Linked DNA regions of Homo sapiens: region 1 is linked to region 2. A link is an interaction called in ENCODE POLR2A ChIA-PET data of the cell type or tissue named here. Cell type or tissue: CD4-positive, alpha-beta T cell. All regions are shown on one strand. Links, peaks and the distances in the headings refer to the core of each region. The heading gives the core; the rest is flanking DNA. Region 1 has its middle 8.4 kb from the start of FANCD2. Region 2 overlaps ARPC4-TTLL3 (ARPC4-TTLL3 readthrough).

The links. Peaks named below come from ENCODE experiments on the same cell type or tissue, not always from the same donor. Only the 100,000 strongest peaks of a DNase experiment are listed, where the experiment ranks them.
Region 1: POLR2A ChIA-PET joins it to region 2 with 5 read pairs; 4 of 35 experiments call an interaction of 5 or more read pairs at or near these places.

Annotation. Positions count from the first base shown.
Region 1 is chr3:10,012,811-10,023,224 of GRCh38, reverse strand. It overlaps the pseudogene MARK2P2 and the pseudogene CIDECP1. Among named protein-coding and RNA genes, the nearest start is that of FANCD2, 8.4 kb to the left of the region's middle. In CD4-positive, alpha-beta T cell, for the core only: no CTCF peak of the experiment used is centred there; a DNase peak (open chromatin) is centred at 5,124.
Region 2 is chr3:9,824,936-9,835,003 of GRCh38, reverse strand. ARPC4-TTLL3 (ARPC4-TTLL3 readthrough) reads right to left here. Exons shown (of 12, transcript NM_001198793.1): 9 at 9,056-9,204; 10 at 7,764-8,007; 11 at 5,609-6,044; 12 at 1-323. The coding sequence ends at 183. TTLL3 (tubulin tyrosine ligase like 3) reads right to left here. Exons shown (of 14, transcript NM_001387446.1): 9 at 9,056-9,204; 10 at 7,764-8,007; 11 at 5,609-6,044; 12 at 1,759-1,900; 13 at 97-323. Among named protein-coding and RNA genes, the nearest start is that of RPUSD3, 14 kb to the left of the region's middle. RefSeq lists silencers at 7,536-7,605, 7,616-7,685 and enhancers at 7,319-7,819, 8,653-9,153, 9,154-9,654. In CD4-positive, alpha-beta T cell, for the core only: no CTCF peak of the experiment used is centred there; a DNase peak (open chromatin) is centred at 7,588.

The DNA.
Region 1 (10,414 bases), core at 886-8,885, 190 kb before region 2:
CAGGCATAGTGGCTCACGCCTCTAATCCCAGCACTTTGGGAGGCCAAGGTGGGTGGATCACTTGAGGTCAGGAGTTTGAGACCAGCCTGGCCAACATGGCAAAACCCAATCTCTACAAAAATTAGCTGGACATGGCAGTGCATGCCTGTAATCCCAACTACTCAGGAGCCTGAAGCAGGAGAATCGTTTGAACCCAGGAGGTGGAGGTGACAGTGAGGCGAGATTGTGTCACTGCACTCCAGCCTGGGCAAAACAGCAAGTGTCTTACCAAAAAAAAAAAAAAAAAGTATGTGTCAAAGATTTCATTGAATTCATTAATTAATGAGAGAACTAGCAAGAAGTTACAATCAGTTCAAAGGAGAATTCAAAATCCCACACATATATAGGTCCAGTAAGAATGATGAGATAGGCTGGGTGCAGTAGCTCTCACCTGGAATCCCAGCACTTTGGGAGTTCAAGGCAGGAGGATCTCTTGAGCCCAGGAGCTTGAGACCAGCCTCGGCAATAGTGAGAGAGAGAGAGAGAGACACACACACTTACACACACACACGGCAGGAGGATCTCTTGAGCCCAGGAGTTTGAGACCAGCCTGGGCAACACAGTGAGAGAGAGAGACACATGCGCACACACACACACACACACACCCCTGGGCAACATAGAGAGAGACACACACACACACACATACACACACACACACACACACACACACACACAGTTTGAGACCAGCCTGAGCAACATAGTGAGAGGCATGCACGCTGGGAGCAGTGGTAGTATGTGCCTATAATCCCAGCTAGGTGGGAGGATTGCCTGAGCCCAGGAGTTTGAGGCTGCAGTGAGATATGACCATACCATTGTGTACTCCAGCCTGGGCAACAGCATGAGGCCTTGTCTCTAAAAAGAAGAAAAAAAGAGATAAATGTATACATACAAAATTGGGTTTTTTCTCCCATGGGGATGGGAGGGATGAAATAATCTTCCCTCCATAGGACAGAATTAGTTTGCAAGTCTTATGGACCAGAGTCATTTGTACTATATAATGAACTTTTCTTAAAACTTATTTTGAAAGCCTAACCAAGTGTCTCAGGAAGCATGAGAATATGTGAGGTTAGAAGCTGCATGCCGTTATGGTGATGTTTCCCAAATTCTGCCGCTCCAGTGGCGCCCTGGGGCATCCTTCCCCATTGGGTGGATGTAGCCACTGAGGCTGAAGTGATTGAATCAGTCCAAAGCCGCAAAACTTGCAAGCAGCAGAGCATGGCTGCTAGTCCATCTTTCCGATAGTCTATTCTTCTCCAGTTCCTTCATTCAGTGTTTCCTGAGTGCCCACTGTGTGCCTGGCCCTATGCTGTAACTACAGATTCAGAGATGAACAAAATACCAGATAGAACAAGTTCCCTGAGGGCAGGAATTTTTGTGGCCTTCAGCACCTTGGTGAATGCTGACACATAGTAGTTATTTAAATGATTGTAGAATAAATGAAGACACAGGCGATCTCTATTCACATGGGGCTTCTGAGAAATCCTGCTCAGGATCCCAAGAGTTCTACCAGATCACATGTAGCTAGAACATATCAGACCTTCTTGCTTTCTTAGTTGATCTCCTGCAGACCCAATCTGCAGTTGAGGAAACTGAGGCTGTGTGGGTCTGCTTGCCAGAGACAACAGTGGGTGGCAGGCTTGAGCCTGGTTCTGTGGCTGAGAGTTCCATTTTCCTCCTCGGCTACTTCTTCCAGGATACTACCATCTCATGCCACCTCTTGACCTCAGACTACCTACCACCAGTAGTCTGCATTATTTCAAAATTATGAACAAGAAGTTTCAGACCAGCTGGGGGCAGTGGCTCACACCTGTAATCCTAGCACTTTGGGAGGCCGAGGGAGGTGAATCACCTGAGGTCAGGAGTTCGAGACCAGCCTGGGCAACAAGGTGAAACCCCCGTCTTTACTAAAAATACAAAAATTAGCCGGGCGTGGTGACACACTGCTGTAATCCCAGCTACTCAGGAGGCTGAGGCAGGAGAATCACTGGAAACTGGAATGTGAAGGTTGCAGTGAGCCGAGATCACACCATTGTACTCCAGCCTGGGCGACAGAATAAGACTCTGTCTCAGAAAAAGAAAAGGTCTCAGACCTTAAACTCAGTCCAGTTAGGGGAGGTGGGACACTTCGACCTAAACACAGTCTGGTGACTGGAATCAGTTTAGTGACTTAGTGGTATCACTAGGTTTTTTTTAATTATAGTAAATATGTATAGCATAAAATCTATTGTTTGGACCATTTTAAGTGTACAATTCAGTGCCATTAAGTACGTTCACAATGTTGCCCAGCCATCACCACCATCCATTTCTAGACCTCTTGCATCATCTTAACCAGAAACTCTGTCCCCCTGAAGCACTAAGTCTCCATTCCTCCTCCAGACACTGGTAGCCTCCACTCCACTTTCTATGTTTGCCAATTCTAGTACCATATGGAACTGGAGTCAGTCAATACTCGTTCTTCATTTCTAGCTTCCTTGACTTCGGATTTTCAAGGGTCGTTCATATTGCAGTATGGATCAGAATTTCATTCCTTTTTTTTTTTTGAGATGGAGTCTCACTCTGTCACCCAGGCTGGAGTGCAGTGGCGCGATCTCAGCTCACTACAACCTCTGCCTTCCAGGTTCAAGCAGCCTCAGCCTCCCGAGCAGCCCGCCACCATGCCCGGCTAATTTTTTTGTATTTTTTGAGTAGAGACACGGTTTCACCATCCTGGCCAGGTTGGTCTTGAACTCCTGACCTTGTGATCTGCCCACCTCAGCCTCCCAAAGTGCTGGTATTACAGGCGTGAGCCACCGTGCCCGGCCTCAGAATTTCTTTCTTTTTTTCTTTTTTTTTTTTTTTTTTGAGACAGAGTCTCATTCTGTCGCCAGGCTGGAGTGCAATGGCACGATCTCAGCTCACTGCAACCTCTGACTCCCGGGTTCAAGCGATTCTCCTGCCTCAGCCTCCCGAGTAGCTGGGATTACAGGCACGTGCCACCACGCCCGGCTAATTTTTGTATTTTTAGTAGAGACAGGGTTTCACCGTTTTGGCCAGGATGGTCTCGATCTCCTGACCTCGTGATCCGCCCGCCTCGGCCTCCCAAAGTGCTGGGATTACAGGCCTGAGCCACCACGCCTGGCCGACCTCAGAATTTCATTCCTTTTTAAGGCTGGTCAGCTAGGTTGTCAGCCTCAGTTCCTTAATTTGAGAAGTGGGTATACTTCTAAGTTATAACCTTGAAAATATAAAGTATTCTCTTGTGTAGATGTGAATAGTTCTAAGTCTTTCTGCCACCCACACCCCAGTCAGACCATAAATTCACTTATTGAATGAATGTTAATAAAAGACTAAAGTTTGAACAACAGCCAGGTAACATTTCTTTGCCTTTTATTTTCCACTCCCCTATCTCACTTAGGACTAGACACCTCGAGTGACCCTCACATTCCCCTTTCAAACAGATTTGGTAAGAATTTGATTAAAATTATCTAGCATTCTTTATATTTTTTTAGAGACAGCGTCTCACTCTGTCATCTAGGCTACAGTGCAGTGGTGCAATCATGGCTCACTGCAGCCTTAACCTCGTAGGCTCAAGTGATCCTCCTGAGTAGCACAAGTGTGTGCTACCATGCTTGGCTAGTTCTTTAATACTTTTGTAGAGACAAGGTCTCACTAGACCAGGCTGGTCTCAAACTCCTGGCCTCAAGCCATCCTCCTCGGCCTCCCAAAATGCTGGAATTATAGGCCTGAGCCAGTGCACCTAGCCAAAGTTGTCTAGCATTCAACCAGCTGCTCTTGAACCTGCCCCCGCTTCCCCATTTCCCCTACTTTTCAAATATCCAACCCCACGTTAATTGCTTTATGCTATTTCAGCCTTATGACCCTGGGTGGCAGGTGCAATCCCATTTTACCCATGAGGGAGCTGAAGCTCAAAACTAGAGCAGTTTGCTGAAGTTCACCCAGCTAATAAGACTGGATTAGGACTTAGGCCTGCCTGATTCAGGTTCAGTTCTCAGTACATGCTCATGCCAGGCATGGATGTCTTCATGTCCAGCACTCTGAACATGAGCTAGACTGCAGGTGACTTAGAAAGGCCTCAGAGTCTAGAACAGAGTGTCTCAAGGGCAGAGCCACATTATGGAGATTAATCTGGCTGGACCAAAGTAGTAGTAGAAAAATAGAAAGCCATATGAAATGAGCTGGGGTTTTGCATGAGAAAGTAGGGAGGTTCCGGGCATCTCAGTTAAGGTGGAATTGCAGGTCCTCGCCCTAATCCTGATCCCATCTGCAGCATCTGTTCCTATTTGCACATTGCTCTAGAATTGATGAAATGCTTTTAGTGCTACCACCTCAGTGGTATTCAAATGTTATTAATGAAGAAAACAAACATAATGAAACCAATCCCTTCCAGGCCAACATGGGAATAATGGGTTGTAGGGAGGTGTACACTTATGTTTTATTCTTACTTGTTTTTGAGACGCTCTGTTGCCCAGGCTGGAGCGCAGTGGTGCAATCTCAGCTCACTTCAACCTCTGTCTCCCGGGTTCAAGCGATTCTCATGCCTCAGCTTCCCAAGTAGCTGAGATTACAGCTGTGTGCCACCTCACCTGGCTAATTTATTTGTATTTTTTAGTAGAGACGGGGTTTCACCATGTTGGCCAGGCTGGTCTCAAACTCCTGACCTCAAGTGATCTGCCCGCCTCAGCCTCCTAAAGTGCTAGGATTACAGGCGTGAGCCACTGAGCCCAGCTTTGTTTTGTTGTTGTTGGTGATGGTGGTGGTTTTTTTGTTTGTTTGTTTTGTTTTGTTTTTTTGAGACAGAGTCTTGCTCTGTCACCCAGGCTGGAGTGCAGTGGCATCATCTCAGCTCACTGCAACCTCCGCCTCCTGGGTTCAAGCGATTCTCCTGCCTCAGGCTCTCAAGTAGCTGGAATTATAGGCGCCCACCAGCAGGCCTGACTAATTTTTGTGTTTTTAGTAGGGACAGGGTTTTACCATGTTGGCCACACTGGTCTCAAACTCCTGACCTCAGGTGACTCACCCACCACGGCCTCCCAAAGTGTTAGGATTACAGGCATGAGCCACTACGCCCAACCTACTTCGTGGTTTTGACTTGCGTGCCCTCTCATTCCACCCAGGGAAGCTCTCCACTGGGCCCTTTTCAGCATGCAAGCCACGGGCCACGTGCTGCTTCACCTCCTGTTACCTGCAGCAGCTCCTCGATGCCACAGAGGACGGGCATCCCCCCAAGGGCAAGGCCTCATCCCTCATCCCGACCTGTCTGAAGATACTGCAGTGAAAGCCCAAGCCCTAGCTTTCCCCAGTGAAGGACTAGACTAGGGGCCCCACGCTCAACTGGTAGTGGCCACAAGCCTGGCAGCTGTAGAGCCGCTAACCTCCCGACACCTCCCTCACCACACAGGACCCTGAGTGAGGAGGAGGGGCTGGAAACCTGGGATGGGTTGGCCAAAGGAGAACCTCAGGCTCCTGGCCTGGCCCAGCTCCTTCCTGCCCAAGGTAGCTTAGCCCATCCAGACTGGTCCTGAAGTCTGTCCCTCCATTGGCATGAAGTCTGCCCCTCAGCAGTCCGGCCTCACAGGCTGTACTTTCATGGTGCTCTCTACCTTCTGGCCCCCATCCCAGAACATTCGTGAGTGAATTCGCAAGCATACTAGCATGTGATATTAGGGAGTTTGCAATAAATTATTGATGCTGATGTATCTTTGCCTGTGTTCTTTGGGGTGGGGTTCTAGCTGGAAGGTTGGAGAGGGCTAAAGGAAGAGATGAATCTGTTGTCAAACTATTCTCCATAACATAAGATTACAAATAATAGTTTTTCTACCAAAGGGGGGAAAAAAAAAAAAAGCTGAGCACAGTGACACGTGCCTGCAGTCCCAGCTACTCAGCAGGCTGTGGTGGGAGCATCCCTTGAGACCAGGAGTTCAAGGCCAGCCCGGGGCACAATAGCAAGAGCCCAGGCTCTTTAAAAAACAAAATTGCAGGGGTGGGGGGAGGGGGGAGGGATAGCATTGGGAGATATACCTAGTGCTAGATGACGAGTTAGTGGGTGCAGCGCACCAGCATGTCACATGTATACATAGGTAACTAACCTGCACATTGTGCACATGTACCCTAAAACTTAAAGTATAAAAAAAAAAAAAAAAAAAAAATTTGCAGGCCGGGTGCAGTGGCTCACGCCTGTAATCCCAGCACTTTGGGAGGCCCAGGCGGGCGGATCACGAGGTTGGGAGATCGAGACCACAGTGAAACCCTGTCTCTACTAAAAATACAAAAAAAAAATTAGCCAGGCGTGGTGGCGGGTGCCTGTAGTCCCAGCTACTCGGAGAGGCTGAGGCAGGAGAATGGCGTGAACCCAGGAGGCGGAGCTTACAGTGAGGCGAGATCGCACTACTGCACTCCAGCCTGGGCGACAGAGCGAGACTCTGTCTCAAAAAAAAAAAAAAAATTGCATTTGATTTTGAAACTAAAGTCGGCTAAATTTGAGGCTTGAGCTGACCATGTAATTGATACCATAAGTAACAATTTCCTAATTAAATTCACCTATCAGAGGAGCTTCAATTGAGCAGGTGGGATTAAGTCACTCTTCTAATTTCTCAGTGTCCCGTTTTATAATAACCATTTAAGTGGTTAGGTGAAAAAGTACTACTCAAGCTGTAAGGCATTTCCCCGTCAATGCCCATCCTAACTTGCCAGACAGCTTATCTTTCATGTTCAGGACTTTCAACCTCGGGATTTCAAAGTGGGCTCATAGGTAGCCCCAAAGAGTAGGAGCTTCTCATCAGTGTGAGCTGGCATTTTCCAATATTGGACAACTCAAGACAAGCATGAAAGGCTGAATTTAGGCTGGGCGTGCTGGCTCATGCCTGTAATCCCAGCACTTTGGGAGGCCAAGGCAGGTGGATTACCTGAGGTCAGCAGCTGGAGACCAGCCTGGCCAACATGGCCAAACCCTCTCTCTACTAAAATACAAAAAATTAACCAGGCATGCTTGTAGGCATCTGTAATCCCAGCTATTTGGGAGGCTGAGGCAGGAGAATTGCTTAAACCTGGGAGGCATAGGTTGCAGTGAGCCAAGATCGTGCCATTGCACTCTAGCCTGGACGACAGAGTGAGACTCCGTCTCAAAAAAAAAACACAAACAAACAAAAAAAAAACGAAAAATAAAACAAAACCAATCGTTTTACAACTCTTACTATAAAGCCTATTTGGATGTAGTAAATACTAAGGCAAAGGTCTGTATTACCAAAGATGGTCTGGGAGCTATTTCTGGCAGCGGACCCAAACCCTGCAACCTGTGGGTGAAGCTGCTGAAGCTCACTGAAGAGGGCCTGCTATTCTGGGCTCTCCTTCTCTTGCAGTTGTGGCTGGAGGCTGGCCTGGTGTCAGGCTGGCTCCATGGGGTGGGCCGTCTGGCAGGGAGGCCTGATGTTTGTATTAGCACAGAATCTATCCCAGTCCACCCTTGCCGAAGCTGTGGCGGGGCCTACGTGCTCCTTCCGTAAAGTGCTCAGTAACAGAGTTGGAGTGGGGGTGGGAGGCTCGGTATTTGTCCCAAGCTTCCCTCCTCCTGGGATCCGGAGTTTCACAAGTGAATCTTGAGCAACTGCCCACGGTCTCTTGGCATTGAGCCCAGGGAAAACAACGTTCTTCCTTTTCTTCCAGGAGCTCGAGGCTAATGGAGTCAAAGCAGCTGTGGTCAGTGAACAGGAAAAGGCAGCCTTTGATGAGGCTGGGGGGCTGGGGAGGGAAGATTCCAAACAGCAAAGGAGCTTGAGCCTCAGTAGGGCCTGGCGATCCTAGTGGGAGAATGGCCTTTCCTGGAGACCCCCCCGCACAGCCAGGAGCAGCTGTCGTCAAGGTGGGCTGTGTCCCAGCCCCTCCAGCTCAGCCTTTTCATCTGTTCAGGCTGGTGCTCACGAGTGCACAGGACGCCTTTCAGAAGGAGGATTCTAAATCCCGGGGGTCTGTAATGGCACAGCCACATGTCTGAGCCCAAAACAAGAGAACCACATGTGTTTTTGCCACACTTCTTGCCAGTGCTGTCCATATTTGTGTACATAATTTTTTGTTTCTTTTCTTTGAGACAGAGTCTCACTCTTGTCACCCAGGCTGGAGTGCAGTGGCACGATCTCAGCTCACTGCAACCTCTGCCTGCTGGGTTCAAGCAATTCTTCTGCCTCAGCCTCCCAAGTAGCTGGGATTACAGGCACCCACCACCACGCCCAGGTAATTTTTATATTTTTCATAGAGATGGGGTTTCGCCATATTGGCCAGGCTGGTCTCAAACTCCTGACCTCAGGTGATCCACCTGCCTCAGCCTCCGAAAGTGCTGGGATTACAGGCGTGAGACACCACACCCGGCTCTTGTGCACGTAATTCTATTTTATTTGAGATGGAGTCTTGCTCTGTTGCCCAGGCTGGAGTGCAGTGGCATGATCTCGGCTCACTGCAACCTCCGCCTCTCAGGCTCAAGAGATTCTTGTGCCTCAGCCTTCCAGGTAGCTGGGACTGTGCACCACCATGCTGGGCTAATGTTTGTATTTTTAGTAGAGTTGGGGTTTCACTTAGCCAGGCTGGTCTCGAACTTCTGGCCTCAAAAGATCTGCCCGCCTCGGCTTCTCAAAGTGCCTTGGATTCCCAAAGTGCTGGGATTACAGGTGTGAACCATCATGCCTGGCCTGTGCACATCATTTCAATAACTGATATTTTGAAAACATTGTTTATTGACATAATTTATGTACAATAAAATGTATTATTTACAAGTATGTCTTTCAATAAGTTTTGGCAAATTTATACAGTTATGTAACCACCATTTCTGGCAAACCAGAAAGCTGCCATCTGTCCCTTTATAGTCATGTAAATAGACTTTTCTAAAATGTCATGTAAATAGAATGATATATCTTAAAAATTTTTATTTCTATTTTTGTAAATTAAAAAAAGTATTTAGAAAATTATGAATCATATAGTCTTTTATATCTGGCTTAGATTTTTAAACTGTGTGTGTGTGTGTGTATGTGTGTGTGAAGAAGAAATATATCAGCAAGGTAAAACATTTAAGCTGTTCCAAAGGGTAAACATAATTACTCATCTAACCCCATCTGATTCCTTCAGAAGCAAACACCATCTTGTTTTTGTGTGTACTTTCAGAAACACAGAAGGATGTAAATATGACTAAGAAATTGGCCGGGCGCGGTGGCTCACGCCTGTAATCCCAGCACTTTGGGAGGCCGAGGTGGGCAGATCACGAGGTCAGGAGATCGAGACCATCCTGGCTAACATGGTGAAACCCCATCTCTACTAAAAATACAAAAATTAGCCTGGCGTGGTGGTGGGCGCCTGTAGTCCCAGCTACTCGGGAGGCTGAGGCAGGAGAATGGTGTGAACTCGGGAGGCGGAGCTTGCAGTGAGCCAAGATTGTGCCACTGCACTCCAGCCTGGGCGACAGAGCGAGACTCTGCCTCAAAAAAAAAAAAAAAAAGAGACAGAATAAATAGTAAATAGTAAAATGCAAGAAGTGAGGCTTCACCACCCCACCTAGCTGATTTTTGTCTTCATCTGTGCAACTATGTTGGAGCAATCTTATTCCTCCTTTTCTTCGGTGGACACATGCAGCAAAATCTTAATAGAAGTGAAAGATGCGTCCTCCGGCAGCCCTGTGGCAGCCCCAGTTTCTTTTCTTTTCTTTTTTTTTTTTTTTTTTTTTGAGACGGAGTCTCACTCTGTCCCCCAGGCTGGAGTGCAGTGGCACAATCTCGGCTCACTGCAAACTCCACCTCCCAGGTTCACGCCACTCTCCTGCCTCAGCCTTCTGAGTAGCTGGGACTATAGGTGCCCGCCACCAAGCCTGGCTAATTTTTTGTATTTTTAGTAGAGATGGAGTTTCACCATGTTAGCCAGGATGGTCTCGATTTCCTGACCTCGTGATCCTCCCGCCTTGGCCTCCCAAAGTGCTGGGATTACAGGCATGAGCCACTGCGTCCGGCTGCGGCAGCCCCAGTTTCTTGTTGGCTAGGCTGATGTCACAGCCTCAGGCTGTCCAGCTTGGACAACACTGGCTTCCTGTGATGATTGTCGCTGGGCAAGGGACGTTTCTGGGTCTCTGCCACTGCTGCTGGTGGTGTGGGTGGAGGTAGAGGCCACAGCGTCACGCTGGGGGGCTTTGCCAAAACTGTCCGGCTTCCTCTGCAGGCTGGCAGGGGCACTGGCAGGAACAGTGGTCTTCTGCTGAATGCTGAATATGGGACAAGCTGGCTCGCTGTGAGCCTGCTTCAGTGGGAGAGAGAAGGTGGAAACTTCAGTGGATAGAGAAGGACAGGTGGGAACCCCAGGAGGAAGGGACCATGGTCTGATGGTGGACTGCTTCTTTTGTTTGTTCTAA
Region 2 (10,068 bases), core at 1-8,000:
CCAGCCAGCCTGGGAGCTGCCCTCTGCCTGTGCCCTCCAGCCCTGACCCCGTGCTCAGCACTGTCCACTGGGTGTGAGTCACAGGTCGAGGCCCACCTTTCTTGGCTTCAGGATGCTGGGTGCCACCTTGAAATCAAGGTTCGGTGGGAGGGAAATGAAGACCTTAGCCGTGGGTAGAGTCCTCAAGGCCTTGCCTGTGGTCGACAGGGCCTTAGTGCCCACCAGCTTGCTGTGCTGTCGTCTGAGGACCTGGCCCTGGTGTCGGAGTACATGGGGAGAAGGCAGCTGGGCCTTGGTGTGGAGGCTGGGGAAGTGGTGACGGGCTGTGGGAGCAAGAGAAGCTGTGAGGCCCTGGGGTGGGGCCCAAGGTGGCCTAGCTGCCCTAACAGGTACGTGTGGAGGATGGGGGGATATGGAGGGAATGGGGTGAAGGCCGACGGAGCCCTCCCGGTTCCTCCTCCAGAGGCAGTGAGAAGAAAACAGGGTAGAGTCCAACAGACCTGGGTCTGCATCCCAGCTGTGCCCCTTCTGAGCTGTGCAACCTTGGGCAACTTCCTTAAACTTCCTGATACCTCGGCTGGAAAATGGGGATAATAGCACCTACCTTGCTAGGTTGGTGTAAACACTAAAGGAGCTGGGCAGGTAGCGGTATGGGGCAAACTGTTAAGTGCTGGACATGTGTTAGTTCTTTCCCCGAGAGGTGACTGCTTGAAGGCAAAGGCAGAATACTGCAGTGGGAAAAGCGTGGGCGCTGGAGAGAGCAACCTGGGCTTAAGTCCTGGCATCTTTGAAATCAGGTCATCTTTGAAATAAGTCACTCTGTGAGGCAGAGTGACTACTTTGGAGGAGACAATACTCATTTGGCTGGGTTTTTTTTTTTTTTTTTTTTTTGAGACAGAGTTTTGCTCTTGTTGCCCAGGCTGGAGTGCAATGGTGCAATCTCGGCTCACTGCAACCTCCGCTTCCTGGGTTCAAGCGATTCTCGTGCCTCAGTCTCCCAAGTAGCTGGGATTATAGGCACCTGCCCCTACACTCGGCTAATTTTTGTATTTTTTAGTACAGATGGGGTTTCACCATGTTGGCCAGGCTGGTCTCGAACTCCTGACCTCAAGTGATCTGCCCGCCTCGGCCTCCCAAAGTGCTTTTTTTGTGTCTTTGTTTTTAAGACAGCATCTCGCTCTGTCTCCCAGGCTGGAGTGCAGAGGTGCGATCATAACTCACTGCAGCCTTAACCTCCCGGGCTCAAGCGATCCTCATTAGCCTCGCGAGTAGCCTGGACCACAGGCTCACACCACCGTGCCCAGCTAATTTGGCTGTGTATTTTTAAACAATACTTTGTGAGTAGTGGCTTTTACTTGCTACTGGTGGCTCTTTGGTGGGGTGGCTGATCCAGGTGGTTGGGAGGGGCCTGGAGAGCAGGAATAAATCGCCTTGGAACACTCGGGTGTTTTGGGGGAATGGTCTTACCCAGGGCCCGGGGGTTCTTCGGACTCAGTGGCAATCTGTTCAAGTGGTGGGGTTGCCTGTCCCCACTAGAAAAGGTCATGGTGAAAATGCAGCCCATCCTGGTGCTGGGGGCATCCCACTCCCAGAGATTGGGGCAGACCAGGGCTGTGGCCCTTTTCGCCTTGCCTTTCTTCCCCTTTCCGGGGGCTGAAGTGGTGGCAGTGGAGACTGGCTTCTCACTGTGCCCCAGGCTCCTGGCCCCAGTGCCTTTCCTAGAAGCTGACCTGTGGGTAGGGGTCCCCGAGTCCTTGCCTTCCCCAGAGCCTCGCTGGGTCAGCAGAGGGACTGCTGGGCGGACCCCCATCCGCCGATGACACATCGCCATGGGCTTCTTGATGGTGAAGCCCTCTACCAGGAGCCGGATGCCCACATATTGAGGCACCTCCACAGCAGGCTGTGGGCAAGAAGAGGAGACAAGGCCCACTCAGTCAGTGGTACTGGAATCCTTGGCCCAGCGGGACCCAGAGTAGAGATGGGTGGAATTACTTTCTGAGGCACCTGGTCAAAGAGGCGTTTCTGAGCTGAGAAATGGAAAGCCCACCTCTGAGTCAGTACCTAGAGTCACAGAGCTCCAGGAATTGCTAGCCCAGAGGAAGGGGGAATCCTAGCCATGTCCCACCAGCACCCCTCAGCCACATTTCCCTCCTAAGCTGCCCCCAGCCCCTGCTGGAATGCGTGTGGCTCCACTGCACAGGCCACTGCTGGTGGACAGCTTCCTGAGCTGAGCCAATCAGATTCTCTGCACAGAGAATTTGAGTTACGCCACCCAGACAAGTAAGAGGTTTGGAGCCTGCCTAGAGCCTCGTGTGAATCCAGGTTATGGGGTAGCAGAAACTAAGAACCTTAAAGAAGACAGTCTGTGGAGAGAATGAAGTAACGAATATGCAGAGGAAGGCAGAGAGAAGGGTCCAGGAGAGGGACTCCCTTACAACTCTCAGTTCCTATCAGGCCAAGCTGTATGTCCTGCCCTCAGCTGGGCTCCAGGAGAGCTCCCTGTGCCTTGCTAGCAACCTGGAGCCAGTTGGAGGTATCTTCTGTGCCACTGAAGGATCCTGATCAGAATCTATCTAAACATCAGAATTACTTGGAGCTTGTTAAAAATACAGCTATTGGCCGGGCATGGTGGTCACACCTGTAATCCCAGAGCTTTGGGAGGCTAAGGTTGGCAGATCACTTGAGGTCAAGAGTTCGAGATCAGCCTGGCCAACATAACCAAACCCTGTCTCTACTAAAAATACAAAAAAATTAGCAGGTCATGGTGGCAGGCACCTGTAATCCCAGCTACTCGGGAGGTCGAGGCAGGAGAATTGCTTGAACCCAGGAGACAGAAGTTGCAGTGAGCCGAGATCGCACCATTGTACTCCAGCCTGGGTGAAAAGAGCGAAACTCCGTCTCAAAAAAAAAAAAAAAAAAAAAATGCAGCTATTGCCGGGCGCGGTGGCTCTCTGGGAGGCCAAGACAGGCGGATCAGCTGAGGTCAGGAATTGGAGACCAGCCTGGCCAACATGGCGAAACCCCATCTCTACTAAAAACACAAAAATTAGCCGGCCATGGTGGGCGCCTGTAATCCCAGCTACTCGGGATCTGAGGAGAATCACTTGAATCCGGGAGGCGGAGGTTGCAGTGAGCCGAGCTAGCACCACTGCACTCCAGCCTGGGTGGCAGAGTGAGACTCTGTCTAAAAAAAAAAAAAAAAAAAAATCAAATAAAAATGTAGCTATCAGCACTCCCAAGTAGCCCCAGATGATGAGGGAAAGTTCATCTTTACAGAAGAATCTCAGCTAATAAATGCAGAAGGAACAACAGAATTAGACATTTGCCATTTTGCAACTCTAATAAAATAGGCAATAATCAAAACTGGTATCAAAACAATTAGATGAAAGGATGACAGGAAAATGTGTAATCTGGACAGAGCCAACACAGCACCTTACAGAAAAATTAATTGCAAAGGGGAGATGTAGCTTATAATGGAGAGAATCTGGTAGCCACCACTGTAACCCACAGTCAAACTCAGCAGCACTAACTGTGAGACACTCTCACAGGATGTGCCTTGTGATGCCACATGAGGTACGCGGCATCACCTCTGAAGTGCTCTTGGGAAAAATGTTTAACCTCATCAAACTATTTGACCTAACTTCTAGTTCCTGAGACAATCAGCTAACAGAAGACCAAGGTAAATCACACCATAAGGAAACAATCAGATAAATCCAGAATGTGGGACAGTTCTACAAAACAACCCGCCTGGCCCCTCAAAAGATCAAAACTATGGGGTCAAAAGGCACTGGGGCTGGCCTAGATGAAAAGAGACAAAAAAAAACAGTGCAAGGTATAAGCCTTTACTATGTGCTGGCCTAAAAACAAAAACAAGAACAAATCAGCAATAAAAGACATTTAGAGGGCTTGGCGCGGTGGCTCATGCCAGTAATCCTAGCATTTTGGGAGGCCGAGGCGGGCAAATCACGAGGTCAGGAGATCGAGACCATCCTGGCTAACATGGTGAAACCCCATCTCTACTAAAATACAAAAAATTAGCCGGGCATGGTGGCAGGCACCTGTAGTCCCAGCTACTCAGGGGGCGGAGGCAGGAAAAGCGCTTGAACCCGGGAGGCGCAGCTTGCAGTGAGCCGAGATGGTGCCACTGCACTCCAGCCTAGGCAACAGAGCAAGACCCCGTCTCAAAAAAAAAAGATATTTGGGGGGCATTTGAAAAATGCAGATATACATAGTCTCCTCCCCAAGCTAGACATTTTGGGTCAATCTCTGGGGGTGGAGCCTCCTCACATCCATACCTTTAGAAGCTTTCAGATGCTTCTGGCCTGGGCACTGGCATTGGGAGCACTGCACTACAATGGCACCTTTTCCCTCAGCTTGCTCATATTTTCCTGCCCATGTATTTCCCCGTTTACATTTTTTGAAACCAAAACGCCAATATATTAATTTAAGAAATGATCAATAACAACTGTAACAAAGGCGAGGTCACTTAGGTCATGTGATCAGTACGTTCTCTTCCTGTAACCAAACCTTGACAGAAACCGGAGGCTAATCAGAAGCCACTTAAACTGCCACAAGAAATTCTATCCAGAACTCAGAAAGCCTTGCAATCAATTTTCTGACTGATTTTTTAAAATGCTGTTCTATTTTACAAGTAGACTCCAATCTCTTTTTGGAGCAAGACGAGTGAAATAATTATAATACTACTAATAATAGTAGCTACCAGTAATTGCCTATTACTATACATTCAGGCACTTTACAGGTTATACATGATGAAACTCCTAACCTTATTAGGTAATAATAACATTAGCTAAAACTTAGTAGCATTTACTACGTGCCAGGCACTATTCTAAAGTACTTTACTGGCTGGGCACGGTGGCTTCTGCCTGTAATCCCAGCACTTTGGGAGGCCGAGGTGGGCGGATCACCTGAGGTCAGGAGCTCGAGACCAGCCTGGCCAACATGGCAAAACCCTGTATCTACTAAAAATACAAAAATTAGCCAGGCGTGGTGGTAGGCACCTGTAATCCCAACTACTTGGGAGGCTGAGGCAGGAGAATCGCTTGAACCCAGGAGGTAGAGGTTGCAGTGAGCCAAGATCATGCCACTGCACTCCAGCCTGGGCAACAGAGCGAGACTCTGTCTCAAAAATAAATAAATGAAGTACTTTACTTATCAACTCATTTAATTCTCACAACTCATAGTACCTAACTTTGTGAGTTAGGTACTATTTTTATTCTTACGGACAAGGAGACCTAGGGGTTAGGAACTTGTCCAAAGTCACATAGCTTGTTGTCACTGAACAGGAATTTGAACCCAAGGAGATTCCAGAATCTCTGCTCTTATGGCTATGCTATATGCCTCTCTAGAAATATTATCCTCATACATGAATTCATTTTATTCTCCCATTCCCATGAGAAAGATGGTAATAATATCCCCATTTCAAAGATCAGGAAACTGAGGCTCAAGGAAGTGAGGTCACCTTAGCAGGACCAGGACTTGAATCTGGGTCTTAAACTGGGTCTGACTGCAGAGTCCTATGCTCCACTGCAGGGCTGCCTGGAAGAGGGTGCAGACTCTCTGGGGTCCTGCCTGGGCCCAACCTCCTCACCTGCTTATAGATGAGCTCAAAGGCTCCTGTGTCACAGTTGCGGTCCAGCATCCGGTCAATGACCACGCGCAGGGTGTCAGCTTGCACGCCAGCACAGAGCCGGGCAGTGACTGCTGTGGAGGGTGCCATCGTGGGGCTGGCGTTGATCTCAATCAGCCAGGGCTGGAAGTCCTCCCCGAACACGAAGTCAGCGCCATAGAGCTCAAAGCTGGCCTTCCGACACTGCACGGTGTCCTGGGAGGTCTGAAGTGCGTGGATCACAGCATCCTTCATGCCAGGCACGATGATGGTGGACCAAGCATTTGGGGCACCCATCTCCTGCAGGTGGGCCTGGAACCTCTGGCTAGACCACATGTTGTCTGGCGGAAGCAGTGGATGCCGATGGCATGAGTTCTCCAGGTGCTTCTGGATGGAGTTGTTGCACAGGTGCACTGAGCTGGGGCAGAGAACAGAAAACTGAGGTCCAGGCCCTTGTGTCTCTCCCATCCAAACTCAGGGAGGACAGGCAAGTCCTGGAAGCAGCCCTGGGCCACCCTGCACTATTCAACTTGAGATGGGGCCCTACTGGGAAGGACAAAAAGGACAGAGGCCTGGGCCCCACCACATTCTTCTAGGGCCAGAACCACTCTTATCTCTCAGGGCTGCTCTGAGGGCGCTAGTTACGGGGGCCGCAGTAGTAAGTGCTTTGTGCATAGTCTCAGTTAACCATCCCAGTGTCTGGAAGATAAGAGGGTGGGTAAGGGTATGGCCCCGTCATCGCCAGGACGTGTTCAAGCGCCATCTCCACACTAGTTGTGAGACCTTAGGGAAGTCATCTAACCTGTGTGCTCTTCACATCTGCAAAATGGGGGTAGTAACAGTACCCACTTCACTGTTTTTTATATTTTTCTTCAGACCTGGTGAACAAGAAGTATGCACTGGGTTCTTATTAAGAATGAGATCATGTATACAAAGTGCTCAGCACTATCACATATGAAGCACTCAATAATTGATAGCTATGAATTTCATACTACTGCCTCCATTCTTCAGATGTGGAAACCAAGGCTTAAATAGGTTTTCACATGACCAGATTCAAACAACTTGGAAGCTGCAGAGACAGAATTGGAATTCAGGCTTTAACAAGGCTTTCTCTCACCCTAGAAGTTAACACGACATCTTAGTTTTCAAAACTCCTGACCTCCTTTCCCCTGCTCTACATTTGCTTCCCTTTTTCCCCCAACGACAAATATAATCTTTTTTTTTTTTTTTTTTTTTGAGACAGATCCTTGATCTGTCACCCAGGCTGGAGTGCAATGGCACGATCTCAGTTCACTGCAACCTCCACCTCCCAGGTTCAAGCAATTCTCCTGTCACGGCCTCCCGAGTAGCTGGGACTACTGGCGCCCGCCAACACGCCCGGCTAATTTTTATATTTTTAGTAGAGACGGGGTTTCGCTATATTGGTCAGGCTGGTCTCGAACTCCTGACCTCAGGTGATCCACCCACCTCGGCCTCCCAAAGTGCTTGGATTACAGGCATGAGCCACTGCGCCTGGCCCAAATAATCTTTTAACCTGTTAGATAATTTCACTTGTGTTCTTGCTTGCCTGTTTCTCCCTGCTAGAATGTAAGCCCTTGAGAGCTGGGATCTTGTTTTGTTCACTGCTATACCCCAAGTGCCCAGAACAGTGCATGGCACAAGGTACACACTCGGTCAAATCTGTTGGAGGGGCCAGGCATAGTGTAATCCCAGCACTTTGGGAAGCCAAGGTGGGATGATCGCTTGAGCCCAGGAGTTTGAGACCAACCTGGGCAACATAGTGAGACCCCATGTCTACATTAAAAAACTTAAAAATCAGCTGTGGTACATGCCTGTGGTCTCAGACACTTGGGAGGCTGAGGAGGAAGGATTGCTTGAGCACAGGAAGTCAAGGCTACAGTGAGCCGTGACCATGCCACTGCACTCCAGCCTAGGTAACAGAGTGAGACCGCCCCCTGTCTGTTAAAAAAAAATCTGTTGGATGCAAGGACAGCTGGCAGGATGAGGGCCTGCCTGCCTGCAGTCTGTGTGTGGAGCCTAGCGCTGCTGCGCGAGTCCCCTGCACTGTAATCGCCTGTTTGCTTGCCAGCTCCCCAACTAGGCAGGGAGCTCGTGGGAGGCGAGCAGAGGGGCTCACTTGTCCAGGTTCTTCAGGGAGAAGGGCTGCGTGGAAAAGCGGATATAGCTGTCGCGGTAGAACCACACGGTAAGTGGGTTCCAGTCAGTTACCAGGAACCACTGTCTGAGGTCAAACTTGGTGCCAAAGATGAGGAGGGGCCGCTCAATATACTTCTGCACCACCCACTTGCCGTCCTTCATCACCACGGGGTTGCCGTTCACCAGCTTCAGCATCTCCTCCAGGTGGTCCATGCACATGATGCCTACGGGGGAAGAGGGCAGTCAGGGATTGGAAGGTCAGGCGTGGGCCAGGAGAAGGGCCAGCTTGTCATGAGCTCTTGTCCCCTCGGAGCTGATAGGGCTGAGTGGGTAAGGCTGTCTCCCTCAATCAGAACCCAGTTCCCTTTGGGAAAGCCAGGAATTTGCTAAGGATTTTAAATTTTTCCTAATTAACCAGTTTTGTTTGATTAAACAGGAATACATACATGGATACAAATTTAAAGTGCTGGACTTTTTTTTTTTTTTTTTTTTTTTGAGACAGCCCTGTCACCTAGGCTGGAGTGCAGTGGCACGAGCTCAGCTCACTGCAACCTCCGCCTCCCGGGTTCAAGTGATTCTCCTGCCTCAGCCTCCCGAGTAGCTGGGATTATGGGTGCCTGCCACCACACGTGGCCAATTTTTGTATTTTTAGTAGAGACAGGGTTTCACCATGTTGGCCAGGCTGGTCTCCAACTCCTGACCTCAAGTGATCCACCCGCCTCGGCCTCCCAGACTGCTGGGATTACAAGCATGAGCCACTGTACCTGGCCAGTGTTGGGGGCTTTTTTAAAGTATGTGCACCTATTACGTTCCTACCAATAATAAATAGACTATAAAACAAAACAAAAATTAGGCAGTACGAAAGGGCATACAATAAAAAATGTATCTCCTTGTCTAGAGGCAGCCAACTGCTGCTTCCAGGACCTTATGGATATCCTTCTGGATCATGTGAAAGCCTACACGTGCCTCCGTTTCCCAGGATTGCATAAATTGAAGCACGTTGAGGATTTGGAATAGTGCTTTAGCTGCATGACTGCATTTAATCCTCACCTCACAGGAGGTATTATCATCCTCCTCATGTCACAGATGAGGGAACTGAGGTTCAGGGAGGCGCTAAAACCTGCTCAAGGTCACGAAGCACATTAGTAGCAGAGCTAGGACTCAAACCCAGGCAATTTGGCTTCAATAGACCTGCACTATTAACTTCCTTGGCCTCTACTGGTAGATGCAGGTGGTGAGGTGCCAGTGCAGGAAGCAGGAGCTGACCCCCACCTCGTCCGCGGGACTTGGCTCCTGGCTTCACGATCCAGATGTTGCGATCCCCTTCCATGTCTATCTGGGGTACCACGGCCTGCAGCTGCTGCAGGATGTCCTCACAGCGCTGGACCTGAGTGTCGAGGTGCCTGAGTTCTGCCCCTTCGCTGTGGGGAAATGATAGAACTTGGGCAGGGCTGGACCTGGGACATGCAGGTGGAGAGGGCAGGGGGAGATATATTCCACCATCCCCCGCCGTCATCCAGGCAGCCTTGGTCACGCCCTCCCTGCAGATATCCATAGGTCCCTCCCAAGCCTCCGGCCCCACCTTCAAGCCACCCCGGAAATCCTAACCTGCCCAGACTACACAAATGGGAAAGGCTGATAAAATTCCATTAACTGCAAACCACCCCCTACTCCAACACTCCACCTGTGCCACCCCCTTCCTATTACATTAAAACTGTCTTTGACAGAATTTAATCATTCCAGTTCCTAATGATAAAGCACCACTATGTGCCAGGCATTGTGACAAGGGCTTTCCATATATTTTCACGAATGCCCTCAAGGCCCTGCCAGGGAAGTATTACTAGTACCCACCCCCTACCCCCCGACTTTTTTTTTTTTTTTTTGAGACAGGGTCTTGGTCTGTCACCCAGGCTGAAGTGCAGTGGTGAAATCACGGCTCAGTGCAGCCAGGAACTCCTAGGTCCAAGTTTCAGCCTCCCAAGTAGTTGGAATTACAGGCATACGCCACCACACCCAAGCTAATTTTTATTTTTTGCAGAGATGGGTCTTATTATGTTACCCAGGCTAGTCTTGAACTCCTGGCCTCAGGCCATCCTCCTGTTCAGCCTCCCAAAATGCTGGGATTGCAGGCATGAGCTACCACACCCAGCTCTGGTCCCATTTTAGAGAAATGTAAACTGGGCCAGGCACGGTGGCTCCTGCCTGTAATCCCAGCACTTTGGGAGGCGGAGGCAGGCGGATCACCTGAGGTCAGGAGTTCGAGAACAGCCTGGCCAACATGGCAA